Regions from separate parts of the Homo sapiens genome. Here regions 1 and 2 are each linked to region 3. A link is a loop called in an ENCODE intact Hi-C map of the cell type or tissue named here. Cell type or tissue: Caco-2. All regions are shown on one strand. Each heading gives the region's core, and the rest is flanking DNA. Links, peaks and the distances in the headings are about the cores only. Region 1 overlaps SIK2 (salt inducible kinase 2). Region 2 overlaps SIK2 (salt inducible kinase 2). Region 3 overlaps SIK2 (salt inducible kinase 2).

Region 1 (5,789 bases), core at 317-5,316, 65 kb before region 3:
CACAGAATGCTTGGAAATGACAAAATGGTGTAGTGGGAGAAGGACAGATACTGTGGTCAGAGAGACCTAGGTTTGAATTCCAGGTCTGCTACTTATTATCTGTGTCAGCTCGGCCAATTTTTTAATCTCTTTGCATCTCAGCTTTCTCATCTAGTAACTGGCAATAGCTAAGCGGCTCCCAAGATTGCTGTGAAGATGAAGTAAGTATCTAGCAGAATACCTGAAAACAGTGAGGGCCCAATTAAATGTGAGTCATCACACTGTCTTCACCAGAGAGAACTTCACCAATCTGAATTTTTATCTGACTTCTATATAATTAGAAGGGCTTGAAGATTAGATACTAAAAAGCAAAAATAAAAACCAAAAAGACAAAACAAAAACCTAAGATATCACACAATGACATCAGAAACACTGATTTGACCCACGTATATTTTATGCCAGAATTATAATAGACATACTATAGCCAGGCAAAACTTGGTTATAACGTCAAAGCAATATTCTGTTTTTTGTTTGCAAGTTTCTTTGGTGTCTTACTTTGACATTTTCTTTTGAGATGTTAGTGACAGCACTTTGTAATTCCTACAGCATATGATTTACACACCTATAACCTTTCTCTGCCTAAAAAAACTCCTAGAACACATGTGCATGTATGTTTCTTGTAGCACTATTTACAATAGCAAAGACTTGGAACCAACCCAAATGCCTGTCAATGATAGACTGGATACAGCAAACGTGGCACATATACACAATGGAATACTACGCAGACATAAAAAAAGAATGAGTTCATGTCCTTTGCAGGGACATGGATGAAGCTGGAAACCATCATCCTCAGCAAACTAAAGGAATAGAAAACCAAACACCACATGTTCTCACTCATAAGTGGGAGTTGAACAATGAGAATACATGGACACAGGGAGGGGAACATCACACATGGGGGCCTCTTTGGGGGTGAGGGGAGGCGGGGAGGGAGAGCCTTAGGACAAATACCTAATCCATGCAGGGCTTAAAACCTAGATGACGAGTTGATAGGTGCAACAAACCACCATGGCACATGTATACCTACGTAACAAAGCTGCACATTCAGCACATGTATCCCAGAACTTAAAGTAAAAAAATAATAATAAAAAATAAAAAATAAATAAAATAGTTCTCTTGGAAAAAAAAACAACTCCTAGAACTCCTTTGTGCTATTGTTTTGGTAAATATTTCGTTTTGGTAATAAGGGAATGTAAAGGTGTAGCAGGAGTTTTCCCCCTTCTTTCTACAGAGCTAAGGACTTAAAAAAAAAAAAAAAAAGAAAGACCTTCTCTGAAAAAGACAATTTTAGGGCAGCCGATGCTTTCAAGGAGCATTAAACAAAATATCCCAGTGAAGTTCCTCACAGAAGGTTGGCAAAAAAGAGTGAAATAAATGACACCAAATGGAAGGGCCAAAAGCAGAGGAAGGGAAAAAAACAAATGGAAGTGAACAGACATAAACTATGAAAGTATTCTAATTTTGTGCATCACATTTTCACAACAAAAATGACAAATTGATATAAATCTTTATATATACGTGTATATGTGTGATATATATATATATATACACATACACACACACACAAATGAATATAACAAATTAACTTAAAAACATTTTGTCTTATTCAGGCAATCCCATTAGAAAAAAAAAATCACAGACTATAGAATGGAAAATCCATTACATATCCTGTAACATATGTAATATTGACATTTAAAATGAGTAAAAATAATTTGCCTTCCCCTAATTGCCTAAGACAAAAACTAATGGGAAATGGCACAGAAACAAATCAGTTCAATGTACAAACATGAGGGTTTTACCTTATATTTTACACCATATACAGCAAACCGAGGAAGCTACTTTGTCCCTAAACTTACTAAGTTCAATGAGTATCCAACCTAACAGGTCAATTAATAATTTCTTGGTCAGTCCCTGTCATCTGGATGTCTCCCTGCTCTTCTTTAACAATCTTAGAACAAAACACCACCATGTGTAACTTTGCTAAGCTTTTAACCCACACTCTTTCTCTTCAAAACCCAAGTCAAACAAAATCTCCCTTACATACCTTCAACCTCTACTGCTGCTGCTCTAGTTCAGACTCATGTTTTCTTAAATGGACTATTGCACTAGATTCCTTATTAGTCTTCCTGTCTTCCACCTCACCCACATCTCCCACCTATCTTAACTCTGCTGCCAGAGACATATTTCTGACATGCAAATCTAATCATGTTATCCCAATTCCACTTTACCCCTACCCATGCCCTATAATTTTCAGTAGGCTAGACTCCCCATTACCTACAGAATAAACTATAAAATCTTTGACATGGCATTCAAGATGTTTCATATTCTGGTCTTTACTTATCTGCTCCCCCTGTATCAATCCTGCATGCCTACAGATTTTACATGTAACCAGTTTTGAATTTACAGTTCCCCAACATTCCAATCTCTGTCTACCTGCCTGCAACATTCTGCTTCTGTTTATCTTCCTGACAAGCTTCTCTAACTTCTCTCTCAAGTCTAAGTTCAAATAATTCCTTCTTTGTGAAGCTTCCCTGACTCTTCAGGTAGACTGCTTGTTCCCTCACCTATACTCCCATGCAGTTTGTATATACTTTTAAAATTGCAACTATCATACTGTATTTTTTCAGTTTTATTAAAATGTAATTGACAAAAATTGTGTATATTCAAGGTGTACATGCTATTTTTATATATGGATATGTTGTGAAATGATTTCCACATATCATATTGTACTTAACATAGCACAGTACCTGATACATATTTATTGAGTGAATGAGAGTTTTGACTATGTAAATAAAGAGACTGAGAATATAAAATAAAACATTTTACAACTGTGAAAAGGCAAGGAGAAAAACAGGCAAACTAATCTCTACCCAACTTAATTTTCATGTTATAAATCAAAACCCTATCGTATCAGATCAAGGAAAGGTGCTTTTCTGTCTCAACTATTTCTCATTCTACCTCCATCACTTCTTTTGCCTTTTCTCTGCTTCTGGCTGTAGCCATCAGTCATAATTAGGAGAGCAGGCCAGAGTACCAGCAACCAGCATTACTCCTCCAGCCCTGTCTTTTCTCCAGTCACTCTGACACTCAGATAAATGTACCTCTTCCAGCAGAGCACCCCGAAACCCTGCCAATGGAATCTGGACACATCAGACCCCAGATGTAGCTCTGACCTGTGTATATTAATAATGAACTCATTCCCTTACTTTTAATTACACACAGAACTAAGGAAATGAATAAAATGGACTTTGAGATAGCCTGATGTCATCAGGTAGAAATGCTGCTGAATCTGCGCCTGCAGGTCTGTTTCCACACACTGAGTGCAGTGGCTCACTTCGGATCTTATTAGAGCCAGTTGTGTCCCAGTTACCTGCTATTTTGATATTCATGTTGTTATCCAGCAGGAGATTTTCAGCTTTGAGGTCACGGTGCACAATCTTCCGACCATGACAATAATCAACAGCAGACAGGATTTGCCAGAATTTTCGCCTGGCTTCAGACTCATTTAACCGGCCATGATTAGCAAGATAGTCTGTAAATGAAGAGAGGATTAAGAATTAGTCACCAAAATAAAATAACTCCACTATTAGTAGTCAGGAAATTTTTTTCCTCAAAAAGTTTTTTTTCTGGCCAGGAGCAGTGGCTCATGCCTGTAGTCCCAGCACTTTGGGAGGCTGAGGTGGGCAGATCACGAGGTCAGGAGATCGAGACCATCCTGGCTAACACGGTGAAACCCCGTCTCTACTAAAAATACAAAAAATTAGCCAGGCATGGTGGCGGGTGCCTGTAGTCCTAGCTACTGGAGAGGCTGAGGCAGGAGAATGGTGTGAACCCAGGAGGTGGAGCTTGCAGTGAGCCGAGATCGCACCACTGCCCTCCAGCCTGGACGAGAGTGAGACTCTATCTCAAAAAAAAAAGTTTTTTTTTTTAAAAAAAACAATAATTAGTGATAAAGTAATATGGTGTTTTCCAAGTTTCTTGACTTTGAAGAAGTATTTCTTTTTCTTTTTTTTTTTTTGAGATGGAGTCTTGCTCTGTTGCCCAGGCTGGAGTGTAGTGGCGTGATCTCAGCTCACTGTAACCTCCACCTCCCAGGTTCAAATGATTCTTCTGCCTCAGCCTCCCGAGTAGCTGGGATTGCAGGTACCTGCCACCATGCCCAGCTAATTTTTGTATTTTTAGTATAGATGGGGTTTCATCACGTTGGCCAGGCTGGTCTCGAACTCCTGACCTCGTGATCCTCCTGCCTCAGCCTCCCAAAGTACTGGGATTACAGGTGTGAGCCACCGTGCCCAGCCTGAAGAAATATTTCTAATCATATTTCACTGGAGTCCAAATAAATGGTGACAGCCCAAGACCAGTCAGCAGCAAGCAGCATAATATTCACAGTACAACTCAACATGATTTTTTTAATGTCTAGGTACTCTCTCTATTTGTTGAAAAGCTTATTATTTCACACTTTAAAAAAATAAAATTTATGTAAAACAGAGGAAATAAATGAATTCTCTGACATCTTGTCACACAGAAAGACATCTTTTCTGAAACACTGTTTTCATGCAATTATTATACAAACCACCTGTAACATGAGATATGGTGATAACTGGAAGTAGCTTAAATAATTCACACCCTGTGCTGTTCGAAAGAATTCTCGTCTACCCAAGAACATGCAGACTTGTGCTCTAAACCAAACATTGTCATGACAACCATATTCTCTCAACTGTAAGACAAATATATTTTGCAAGATATACTATCTTTATGCAATGTTATAATCTTTAATAAAGAAGCTTACCTAAAAATTAATTCTATGTGACTATGTACATCAATTCAATAAAACTAAACATTACCACTCATTAACATTTCACCCAAAGACCTGAAAGTCCTCTGAAATTATCTTTTGATCAACACAAATCTTGAAAGACTTTTAAATTTAACATAATTGTCCTAACTAGGGAACTGTATGAGTGACTCAATATTCCCAGTCACCTGCACACATTTTCTGCTCTAGTGTTTACTAGCTTACTGGTTTTTAAATTCCCTGCCTTTGGCTCATGTCCTTCTCAATATTTACTATGTATTTTTTTCTTTAGTTTTTCGAGACAGAGTCTTGTCTGTCGCCTAGGCTGGAGTGCAGTGGTGTAATCTTGGCTCACTGCAACCTCTGCTCCCCAGGTTCAAGCAATTCTCATGCCTCAGCCTCCCGAATAACTGGGACTACAGGTGCACACCACCACGCCTGGCTAAATTTTGTATTTGTAGTAGAGACGAGGTTTCACCATGTTGCCCGGGCTGGTGTCAAACTCCTGACCTCAGGTGATCTGCCCGCCTTGGCCTCCCAAAGTGCTGGGATTACAGGTGTGAGCCACCATGCCTGGCCTACTTACTATAAAATTTACTAACATTTATACAATACTTTATACTTTACAAAGCATGTTCATATCACAGTGTCTCATTTCATCTTCCTAAAACCTTCTATGATAACTATTACTCAATTCCCATTTTATAGATGAGAAAGCTGACAATCAGAGGGATTAAGTAATCTGGCTGAATTTGTACAACTGGTGACTGAACAGTCAATCTGGGGCTGTAATATTTGACATAATTTTTTTATTATATTAAGCATCTTTACTAGACTCCTGTTGAAATCCTAACCATCCTTTTATTTTATTTGTTTATTTATTTTTTAGTCAGGGCCTCACTCTTTTGTTGCCCAGGGTGCAGTACAGTGTGCAATTATAGCTCACCTCAACCTCAAC
Region 2 (5,789 bases), core at 237-5,236, 83 kb before region 3:
TCTCTATGAAGGTAGTCTGAATTATTAGGGCAACGCATGACTGGGGGTGCTATATGGAAATGAGATGCCCATGCCCTAACTACGACACACTGCTCCGTCCCTGACTCTCACTAGCTCGGACGCTTTAAATGGCCAGACGGTGCTGTGCCAGACCAAGCGTAGCACATAGTCCTTGACAGTGTTCACATCCGACCTGGACTACTACAACTGACTGTGAACTCGGTTAGAGGAATAACAGACAGGATCAAGGAATAACGCTTTTTGTTGTGACAATCACTTCCTAGGAAATATGGTGGGTTTTAGGAGTCTTGTGATCACTGAGGGGACCAAAGGAGTCTTTTTGGAACAAGAGAGGGTATAAATATACAGACAGCATGCTCAGCATTACACAGTTGATTAGCAAATATTAAATAAATAGATGGTCAATATCCCAAGGAAGCAGATATTATCAAGATATTCTTTAAGAGTGTCAATACGCAATGATTATGTCCAACAAATTGTGATCACTCTTTAGACCACATGTTTAGTGCTTTGAATCTCTTCTTTGGACTTTGTGCTCTCCAGAACCATTAAAATGAAAATAACGTTCTTTCCTATGGGAAAATCGTTGCTATTCCAATAGGCAAATACTTGTTATGACCTGAATTGTGTCCTGCCAAAATTCACAAGTTGAGCCCCTCACCACTAATGTGGCTATATCTGGAGACAGGGCCTTGAAGAAGGTAATTAAGGTTAAATGAGGTCCTGAGGTTGGGGCCCTGATCCCACACAGCGGGTATCCTTATAAGAGGAGGGAGAGACACCAGAGATCTTTCTCTCCACACTTGCGCAGAGAAAAAAGCCAGTGAAAAGACAGCCAGCTACAAGCCAAGAAGATAGGCCTCACCAGGTAGCAACCCTCATGGCACCCTCATCCTGATTTCCGGCCTCCCGAACTGTGAGAAAATAATTTCCGTTGTTTAAGCCACTAGGTCTGTGGTATTTCGTTACGGCAGCCCTAGCAAACAGGCACAACCTGTTGTGAAGGGCAACCTCTAAACAGTAATTAAAGAATTGGAGGTGATTGTTTCATTCTTGTTTGTTTCCAGCTGATGGAAACTTGCAGTGGAAGGACTGTTAAAAACAAGTGGTTAGGCCAGGTGTGGTGGCTCACTAATTGTGTGACCTTCATCAGGTCCTGCAATCCCGACACTTTGGGAGGTCACGGTAGGAGGATTACTTGAGCCCAGGAGTTTGAGACCAGCCTAGGCAACATTGCAAGACCCTATCTCCACAAAAAAATAAAAAAATAATTAGCTGGGCGTGGTGGCATGCACTTGTGGTCCCAGCTACTTGGGAAGCTGAGATGGGAGAATCGCCTGAGCCCAGGAGGTTGAGGCTAAAGTGAGCTGTGATTGCCACTGTCCTCTGGCCTTGGTGACACAGCGAGACCCCATCTCAAAAACAAAACCTCCCCCAAAACCCCACCAAAATTAGTGGTTAGAATGTATGAGAAAAAAATATGACGTATTTTTTCTAAATAGTCTCAACTCAATTAGATCTAATACTTCCTGCATGTTATACAGCAAACATAAGCACTCCAAATCTAAGAGGGGAATCCCACTGTTGTCTAAATAATAATAATGAGTACTTTATTTATTTTTTTTTATGTTTTACTTTTTGGGACAGAACCTCACTGTGTCGCCCAGACTGGAATGCAGTGGTGTCATCTCGGCTCACTGCAACCTCTGTCTCCTGGGTTCAAGCGATTTTCCTGCCTCAGCCTCCCGCATAGCTGGGATTATAAGCACGCACTACCATAACCGGCTAATTTTTTTGTTTTTAGTAGAGATGGCATTTCACCATGTTGCCCAGGCTGGTCTCAAACTCCTGGGTTCAAGCAAACCACCTGCCTTGGCCTCCCAAAGCGCCGGGATTACAGGCATGAGCAACTGTGCCCTGTCATAATGGGTATTTTGTAACTAGGCTATGAACTTCTTAAGGGGAGCAACTGTTTCCAGGGTACTTCTGAAGCCACAGTGGCTAGGACTGTGCCTGGCATGTCAGTGCTCTATTTGTTTAACTAAACTCCCGGTACAGGTTAACTAACTGTATCTTGGTAGCAATCTAATGAAGTACGTATTGCTGTTCCCACTCTGTATTTAAGGGCACAGGAACTCAGAGACGCTGACTTGCCCGAAGTCACTCAGCTTGGTGTGTGGAACCCAAGGTCTGCATGATTCCACAGCTCACGTTATCTTTGTATTGACTGGATCATGTTGTTTCCTCAATTTTTTTGCTACTATATCAAGAAACAAGTGATTTGCCACTTCTTTTAAAAAAATTAGAACATCAAGGAATTAAAGTGAGAAGCCTTTACTAAAACTTTAGGCACATTTATATCCATAAAAACAGAAGTCTATTTTTTAACAAATTCAACACTAAAACTCAAAATGTGAAATCTCTGAGAGGAGGGGGCCTGTTGCTCAGCATCCAGAAGGCTCTCAGGCAAGCATGTGAATGAGCATTGAAGACTCCATTTGAAGTAGAAGCATTTTCAGTTACACTAAGCAGGTTCCATTGAGACTTGGGTCAATGCATAAAGTAAAAAGGACACAGAGTGCTTGGTAATTTAAAAAATTATCGAACATAAGAAGTCACGTTTATGTATCTGAACCCTAAGCCAAATTAAATATAATTTGAGATATGCCGGGGAATTTGCTCATAGTCTAGACATGAAAGGATATCGTGTACAATAACACATGCACGTGCTCAGGAACAACTGTTTATATAACCCCTCACCACTCCCTCACTTGCGTAATGTTTAAGAAGAATAAAGAGACTTGGCAGGGAAAGCCTGCTGGCCCTGGGGGCTTTCCAGCTTCCTATCCTTTTGTCTAGTGGCATTTGCAAGAAGGAAAGAGTTCCACTACGTCTTACATGTTTTTCATTTTATCTCCTTCTTTCTCGGTCTTGAAAGCAATACCATTCAACTTCGAAGATTTCCAAGTGCTCAAAGATACCCTAACTCAAGTGTCTGGAACTATATGGACACATTATTTTACTTACATCTGTATCAATACTTTTTTTTTTTTTTTTTTTTTGAGACGGAGTCCTGCTCTGTCACCCAGGCTGGAGTGCAGTGGCGGGATCTCGGCTCACTTCAACCTCTGCCTCCCAGGTTCAAGCGATTCTCCTGCCTCAGCCTCCCAAGTAGCTGGGACTACAAGTGCTCACTGCCACACTCGGCTAATTTTTGTATTTTTAGTAGAGACGGGGTTTCACCATGTTGGCCAGGATGATCTTGATCTACTGACCTTGTGATCCACCCACCTCAGCCTCCCAAAGTGCTGGGATTACAGGTGTGAGCCACCACGCCCAGCCAATACTCTTATTTTATATATAAAGTACGTATAACAAAATATACCATTTATCTACTAAAATCAAGAAGATTTAATTCCCTTTTTTAAAACATACTCTGTAGATGCCAATGCAAAATTTTATTATAATCCTGTAAATTTTGTAAAACTGCCAAAGAAATACAAAGTCAAAACTCTCCTGCCCTTATTTTTGTTTTGAACAAAGTCAGTTACAGAAGTAGACAGGAAAGTCAATGGAGCATACTAACCAACCATTCATCTCAACCTCTGGATGATTCCCAAATTTCTAGCCTCAGCCTCTCTCCTTGGATCAAGATCCACATCTTCCTCCTGAGCAACTGAGTTAATGCCACCCCTATCTTCTCAGGCTCTGGCTCAAGAACAGAGTCATCTCTAAGTCATATTGTCCCTTCCTCCCCAGCAATTATTTATTACTTTATATAACAAGTACTTACATAGCACTTACTATGTGCCAGGCATATAGTATTTCACAAATATTAACTATTTCACAGATATTAACTAATTTAATTGTCATAGCATTCTATTATTATCCCCATTACACACTTGGGAAACCAAGGCACAAAAAGACCTTAAGAAACTTAAAATGTCACATAGCAGGAAGTGGCAGAATTGGGATTTGCTCCAGAGTCCCTGCTTCTAACCACCACACTGAGCTGCCTCTCCGAACCATTGCTAACTTCATACAGAGTCTACCTCTAAGATGGTTCTTATACTTGCCCCTTCTTTTCTACTTCCAACAGTGCCATATGAGTTTAAGCCTTCGGTATTTCTCATCTCTACTGTAACACTCTCCTAACTGCTCTCTCCAAATTTCTTCTTTTCTCTATCTGACCCATCCTTCATAATGCTACCAGATTAATTAGCTTAAAGCATCGATAGAATTTTATCATTTTTCAGCTTAGCAGCCTTCAGTAGGTCCTTGTTGCTTCTTGAATTGTAAGTAAACTCTTTACCTTGGCATTCAAAACTCTTCACAATAATGCTTCAACTCACCACTGACCAAGTCCTCCCCATCTGTGAAGATGTGTCTTACATGCCATTCCCCCTGTTCAGATGTGCCCCTCTCTCCCCTGTCCCTGCTCTGCTACAGCTCTCATCTTTCCCTATTTTGAATGATGGTTGTTTATGATCTTGTCTTATTTCATTTTTATAGCGCGATGTCTCTGAGGGCAGTGACTGTAGTTTATATATCTTACCCCCAACAGTGCCTAAGAATAGAAGCTCGCACGTGGTAAATCTGTAATAAAAATTTGTTAAATGGAATTGAATGTAAAGGCTAGTGATAGTAATTCTCAACATTGTGAATGATGAAAACAATTTTAAAAAACTGTTTGAAATAAAGTTAACCCTTAAAAATGAGGAAGTGCTAAAACATTTGAGAATCTAGTGAATGGCAGGCAGAAATTTTACAGAAAAACGGAGTGTAGAGGATGAAATCCTAACCCTGTGTATAAGATGAAAAATGTATCAAACATGTGAACAGGCACATGCACAGATAAGACTCTCAGCTAAGGGGGCATTACCTTGGCAACTGTTTGCTCAGCAATGGTGCTAGGCCGACGCTGGCGGCCATCAAGTCTCTGCTCCACTGGGAAACTGCTCCGATGTGATTTCAGGCGCTCCACCAACAAGAAATAAATGGCAGCAAAGTGGTTATAGCTCTTGTTCTGCAAAGACTGAAATAAAAAACAAGTGGTAAAGGCAAAGAACTGTAAAGACCAATGCAATGATCTACACATGCCTAAAAAAAAAGAGGAAAGAAATTGTGTGCTCTTAAAAATAGGGTGAAAAACAAAGTGTCTCAAGATGAAAGCTGCTCCAAAAATGTGACTGGAAGGCAGAAAACTTCAAGTCTCTAGTATTAATTATATAAAGGATGATCCCTTTAAATGGGTTTACCAGCCCTTTAACATTAACAAGATCCATTTATTTTTCTCCAGTCAGAGAAAATGCCATCATTGTCTCATGTAGACATTCCCCAATGCTGCCATATGGCCCCATCTCATAGCTGTAACGGTGGTGTAAGGTCAGTTAGCAACCTGAGCCCGAGGCTCTAATTCCATGGCTTCAACACAAATCTGAACCACTGAAAACTCTGAAGTGAATGGTTAAAGTATGTGGAGAACTTTCTGTTGATTATTTTGGGCTGGAGAATGGCATCTGGATGCTAAATTGAGAGACACTATGTCTCCGTTCTTAGGTAATTTTTTCCTCTTGTTTTTGCAGTCCCACCCTCTTAAAACCTTGAAAATAAAGTTGCTTCCCAAATGTTCACATCTCTAGCCTGCCAGCTTTCCCAGATATTGAGGGAACAGAGAAACAACTGCTCCTTTGGGTTCTAATTCCACCTGACAGTCGGCATGGGTGCTGTGCAGGGCACCAGGATGCAGAGCACTCTCAGCAAAAATC
Region 3 (5,789 bases), core at 506-5,505:
GGCTGGCTACCAGACCATTCCGTGCTTGTGCCTACCTGAATCTACAGTTTACTATGCTTTTTCTTCCCTATATATTTCATATATAGGCAACAATTTTTTGCCCATTTACATCTTAGTTTCTCCTAGGCTCCCTGTGCCTCCCGCCTTCTTAGTTGGATTCCTTATCCTTACCCTTCTTGGGCACCAATCTCTTTTTCTTCTACCTTCAACTCTTGGCATAATGCCCAACTCTTTTAACTGACCACATGGAAAAATTAAAACAGGGTTGCTGTGTAACATTAAAACAGCTCTGAAGCATGGAGCAGTATAAGGAATCTTCCTTATAAAGAGTAATTAAGAGCAAGGCATGTTTAAGGGCCCATGGTAATAAAGTACATGATAACAGAGTACAGTACACTGAGCATTAATCCTACTGAAAACTGTTTGCAGGCCATTACCTTGTTTTCAAAATTACTTTTTTTTTTTTGTAGTTAATGGTCATTACTAGAAAACTCAGAAAATAAATAAAAGCAACATGATTACGTTTGTGATTCAGAAAGACAATTCTGAAGAAAATGAAAAATAGATCAGTTAGGAGATAATGACACAACATACAGAGAAGGAAGAGTGAGGACCCTAACCTGAGGCATTAACAGTGGTTATAGAGATGGGGACCTCCTAGAGAAATACTTAGGAAGTAGAATAGGCAGGATTCAAAACCTCATTCAGGTAGGAAGGAAAAGGAATCAATACTGACATCAAGGTTTCCAGTTTAAGCCAAGTAAGGGAAAAGAGAGAAATAGTTTTGTAAAAAAAAAAAAAAGATCATGAGTTCTGCTGGGCTTCAAGCTGTATGACAAAGTCAAGGCAAATAAAAACAAATTGAACTAAATGATCTCCACATCTCCTTTAAATTCAGCTTCTTCCCTTCCAAACTAGTGAAGACTATCCAAAGATTTCATGATCTTTTTAAATTAATTCTATTACTCATTATCTTCAATGGTCAAGAAATTAACTGTACCCAAGAGTGGAAAATAAGATAATAGCATTCACTGTCCAACTTTTCTGTGGACATCAGATTCTTCTTTCCAGAACTCCAATTGACCATTTACCCTAGAGATTTTACTTTAAATATAAACCTTATACATTTAAAAATCCCCAAATTATGTCTCAATGTGTATAAAACAATGTAATCCAAATTTGTTTCAAAGATCTTAGCAAGAAAGAACAATTTAGACTATCCTATTTTCATAGAAATGATGCCTAACATGTAACAGCTATTTCTACTTTACTTGTAAAACTACAGTCCAAAGCTTTAAAAATGTTCCAATGGGCAAAGGCTTAAAAATCCTTCTCTTGACTCATTGCCTCTACCTACTACCTCATTTCTTTTTTCCCTTTTTGCAGCAGAACTCCTTGAAAGGGTTGTCTATTTTGCTCTCTCCATTTTTCTTCTCTCATTTGCTCTGTAAGCCCCTTCAATCTAGCTTTTGGCCCAGTCACTCCACCAAAACTGCTCTTACCAAACTGCAGTATACAATGGTCAACTGTCATTCCTCATCATTTTTGATCTATCGGCATCATTTGTCACAGATGTTCACTTGATCCTTCTGAGAATACTTTGGTCACTTGGTTTCTAGGATACCACATTCTCTTGGTTTTCTTCCTCCTCTGTCTCTTCTGCTAGTTTCTCCTCTTTTCTAAATCTTTTAATGTTTAAATGCCTCAGGGATCAGATCTTGGCCTCTTCCATAATTATACCTATTACTTAGGTAGTCTCCACCTGTCGAGAAGTCCTACTGATTGTACTTCAAAATATATTCTGAGTTTGACCACTTAGGACTACCTGTACTGCTACTCCCCGGTCTGGGCTGTCAACACCCCTCACTGGAACTACTCCAACAGCTTCCTACCTGGTTTCCCTGTCTCCACCCTTTCCCATTCTCAACACAGCAGCCAGAGTGATGCTTTTAAAATGATACATTAGATGCAGTCACTTCTGTGCTGAAATCCAGCCGAAAATGGTTCCCTAATTTTATTCATGTAAGAGTCAAAATCCTTCTAATGGCCTACACAATGCCCCCAAATCTGCCCTACTCCTGCCTCTCATTTACCCTCTGACCTCCTCTTCTACTGTTCTTCCTCCTTGCTCTTCTCTCTTGCTTGCTCCTCTTGAGCCATACTGGCCTCCCTGTTACCCCTTGGACACACCAAGCACACTGCTGCCTCAGGGATTTGCATTTATTCTTCCCTCTCCCTGGGTAATCTCTGTTCTACCATATCGACATGACTGTGCTTTAAAGTCTGTGCTCAAATGCCAGCGAGGCCTTCTCTGACCACTCTATTTAATGTTGCAATCAACTCCCATGCCTCCCAACCAACCAGCCTCTGACCACTCTATTTAATTTTGCAATCAACTCCCATGCCTCCCAACCAACCAGCCTTGCTTTATTATTTACATAGCACTCATCACTATCTAATCTACTACATAATTCAGCTATTTTGTTTCTCTCTCCCAAACTAGAATGTAAAAGAGTAGAGATTTTTGTCTATTTTCTTCATTGCAGTTTTCTTACCACATAACAGTGTGTGACAAGTAATTGGTTTTCAATAAGGATTTCTTGAAAGACTGAATAAATGAATGAATAAGTGAATGTAAGAAATAGGAAAGAAAGGCAAGAAAAATAAAATGAATAAAGAGGAAAAAGGGAAGAAAAGGAAAGAAACCTGCCCAAAGTAATGTTAACAATTAATATGGTATAGCCGGCATTGTAAATCAGATTTGCTTAGCTTCAAAGCCCATAACAGCCTATTATAGCATCAGTCAAGATGCTGCTAGCTAAAACAAATATTTTAAGAATTAAAATAAGCTTATTAAGTAGTAGCATATAAAAGAAAAAATTAAGCAAAAGAGGGAAACAGACAACTTTTCTGAAATACAATGAGTTTAGTCAGAACTATTTATTTAGAATCCTACTGCAAATAGTGTATTTTTCAAAACTATAGAAGTGCATATGGTTCTTTCTCTTTAAAATACCTTAAATTAATAACACATTTGAAAGGACTAAATAATTCTGCTTTTGGCTAAGATAGATTTGTCCTCCAGCCTGAAACAACCTTCCCATCTTCAACAACAAAAATACAAAATACATGAGAGAATGGTTTATAAGACACTGGACATCAGGCAAAGGAAAGTGAACCCTGAGCAACAGGTGACAAATGAGGCGAGACCATGAATGTTCCAACTAATGCCTTGAGAGAATCTCTACGCCACAGCACAGGGAGGGGAAACCCAGGTGTGGCCCAGCAATGTCTTTGAGTTGAGTAGACAATGCTGAGAGTCCCAGATAAGAGTGAGCTACACACAGAAAGAAGTCCAAAGGTCTGCAGAGGGATCCGTCCCTTGAGCACTCAGGAGAGTGCTGATTGGCTCACGTGTGAGGGAAAACCACCAGAGGCCAGAGAAAAAACCATCTGAGAGGCTGAGAGAGAACACTGCCTGGTGCTTACACAAAGCCAGGAATGGTGCCTGTTCCTACTTGTCAGGCCAAAAAACCTCAGCATTCATGGGGCATTGAGTAGAGTACTCAGAAGTGGGAAGTAACTAGACCCAGACTGAGCACTGTTTCAATTATGAAGGCAAGACCCAAATGGATCAAACTGTTTCCAAGTAGGCTTAACTGCATCCCAGAACAAAGTTCAAGAAAACCTAAAGTAACACAAAAATATGTGGTGCTCAAGGTAAAATTGGCAATGTCTAGCATCCAATCAAAGACTACCAGACATGTAATGAAATAGGAAAATGTAACCAAAACTGAGGAGAAACATCAACCAATCAAAACCAACCTAGAACTGACAGAGATGCTGGAAATCAGCAGACATGGACATTAAAAATTATCATAACTGGATTCTAGATGTTCAGAAAGATCAGTAAAGACATGGAAGGCATTAAAAAACAGTCCTAGTCAAGTTTATAGAAAAGAATACTACAATGTCTGAGATGACAAATACACTGGATGGGATTAATGGCAGAAGAAAAGATTCGTGAATTTAAAGACAGAAATAGCAACTACTCAACATGAAATAGAAAAAAAGGAATTTTTTAAAAATGGAAAAGAGCATCAGTGAGCTGTGGGGCAATTTCAAACAGTTTAATATACATTTGACTGGAATATCTGAAGGAGAAGAGAGGGGGTGGAAGAGAAAAATTAGTTAGAAAATAATGGCTGAAAAATATCCAAATTTGATGAAAAGAGTATAGTCACAGATCCAAAAAGCTCAATGAACACCAAACATAAGAATCATGAAGAAAACCACACAAAGGCTCATCATAATGAAATTGTTGAAACCAGTGGTAAATAGAAAGCCTTAAAAGCAGCCAGAGAAAAAAGGCACATTATATACACAGGAATAAAGAAAAAGATAACAGTGGTTTTTTTGTCAGAAACAGTGCAAATGGGAAGACAGTGAAGCAACATATTTAAAGTACTGAAAGAAAAAAAGTCCATTTAGAATTCTATACCTAGTACAAATATCTTTCAAAAACAAAGACAAAAATAAAGACTACTTTAGACATATAAAAGCTGAAATATTTCATCACCAGCAGATCTGTGCTACAAGAAACACTAAAGAAAATCCTTCAGACGCCGGGTGCGGTGGCTCACGCCTGTAATCCCAGCACTTTGGGAGGCTGAGGCGGGCGGATCACGATGTCAGGTGATCGAGACCATCCTGGCTAACACGGTGAAACCCCGTCTCTACTAAAATACAAAAAATTAGCCGGGTGTGGTGGTGGGTGCCTGTAGGACCAGTTATTTGGGAGGCTGAGGCAGGAGAATGGCGTGAACCTGGGAGGCGGAGCTTGCAGTGAGCTGAGATCGTGCCACTGCACTCCAGCCTGGGCGACAGAGCAAGACTCTGCCTCAAAAAAAAAAAAAAAAAAAAAAAAAAGAAAAGAAAATCCTTCAGACAAAAGAAAAATGACATTAGATAAAAATATATACATACATATGAATGCAGAAATGGTAGCTGCATTGATAAATAGATGCAATTTTCAAAAAATATGGAAATCTCTTGAAAAGATAATTGTTTAAAGAAAAAGGTAGCTACACTGATAGATAATTTTCAAAAAATGTGGAAATCTCTTTAAAAGATAATTGTTTAAAGAAAAATAGCACTGTATTATGTTTTATAAAATACGTTTAAGTAAAATATGACAACAAGAACATAAAGGCCAGGAGGGGCAAAAGAGAAGTACACTGATGTAAGGTTTTTTTTTTTTAATTGAGATGAAATCTCACTCTGTTGCCCAGGCTAAAGTACAGTGGTGCGGTCGTGGCTCACTGCAGCCTCCGCCTCCGAGTTCAAGTGACTCTCCTGCCTCAGCCTGCCTAGTAGCTGGGATTACAGGCATGCACTACCACACCTAGCTAATTTTTGTATTTTTAGTAGGGAGGGGTTTCACCATGTTGGCCAGGCTGGTCTTGAACTCCTGACCTCAGGTGATCCACCCACCTTGACCTCCTAAAAGTGCTGGGATTACAGGTGTGAGCCACTGTGCCCAGCCAAGGTTCTTATATTATATGCGAAGTGGTAAGTATTACCTGAAGGTAGACTGTGTAGACTTGTATACGAATGTACATAGTAACTTATGTATAATAGCCAAAAACTGAAACCAACCCAAATGTCTATCAATAGATAGATGAATGAATAAGCAAACTGGGGTATATTCATATAATATAATACTACTTGCAATAAAAAGAAATTATATGTTGATATATACAATAAAATGGGATGAATCCCAAAATAAT

What was found. A loop is a pair of places that touch in the nucleus more often than their neighbours do. Peaks named below come from ENCODE experiments on the same cell type or tissue, not always from the same donor. Only the 100,000 strongest peaks of a DNase experiment are listed, where the experiment ranks them.
Region 1: a loop joins it to region 3, with 2.8 times the contacts of the local background. A loop is called at or near these places in 13 of 110 quality-filtered maps.
Region 2: a loop joins it to region 3, with 4 times the contacts of the local background. A loop is called at or near these places in 10 of 110 quality-filtered maps.

What each region holds. Positions count from the first base shown.
Region 1 is chr11:111,685,780-111,691,568 of GRCh38, reverse strand. SIK2 (salt inducible kinase 2) reads right to left here. Exons shown (of 15, transcript NM_015191.3): 4 at 3,407-3,568. It also overlaps a transcript of PPP2R1B not described here. Among named protein-coding and RNA genes, the nearest start is that of PPP2R1B, 78 kb to the left of the region's middle. In Caco-2, for the core only: no CTCF peak of the experiment used is centred there; no DNase peak of the experiment used is centred there.
Region 2 is chr11:111,704,254-111,710,042 of GRCh38, reverse strand. It overlaps SIK2 (salt inducible kinase 2), which reads right to left. Exons shown (of 15, transcript NM_015191.3): 8 at 4,904-5,056. It also overlaps a transcript of PPP2R1B not described here. Among named protein-coding and RNA genes, the nearest start is that of PPP2R1B, 59 kb to the left of the region's middle. In Caco-2, for the core only: no CTCF peak of the experiment used is centred there; a DNase peak (open chromatin) is centred at 2,822.
Region 3 is chr11:111,621,388-111,627,176 of GRCh38, reverse strand. The region is part of intron 3 of SIK2 (salt inducible kinase 2); the gene reads right to left. Among named protein-coding and RNA genes, the nearest start is that of SIK2, 22 kb to the right of the region's middle. In Caco-2, for the core only: no CTCF peak of the experiment used is centred there; DNase peaks (open chromatin) are centred at 2,296 and 3,366.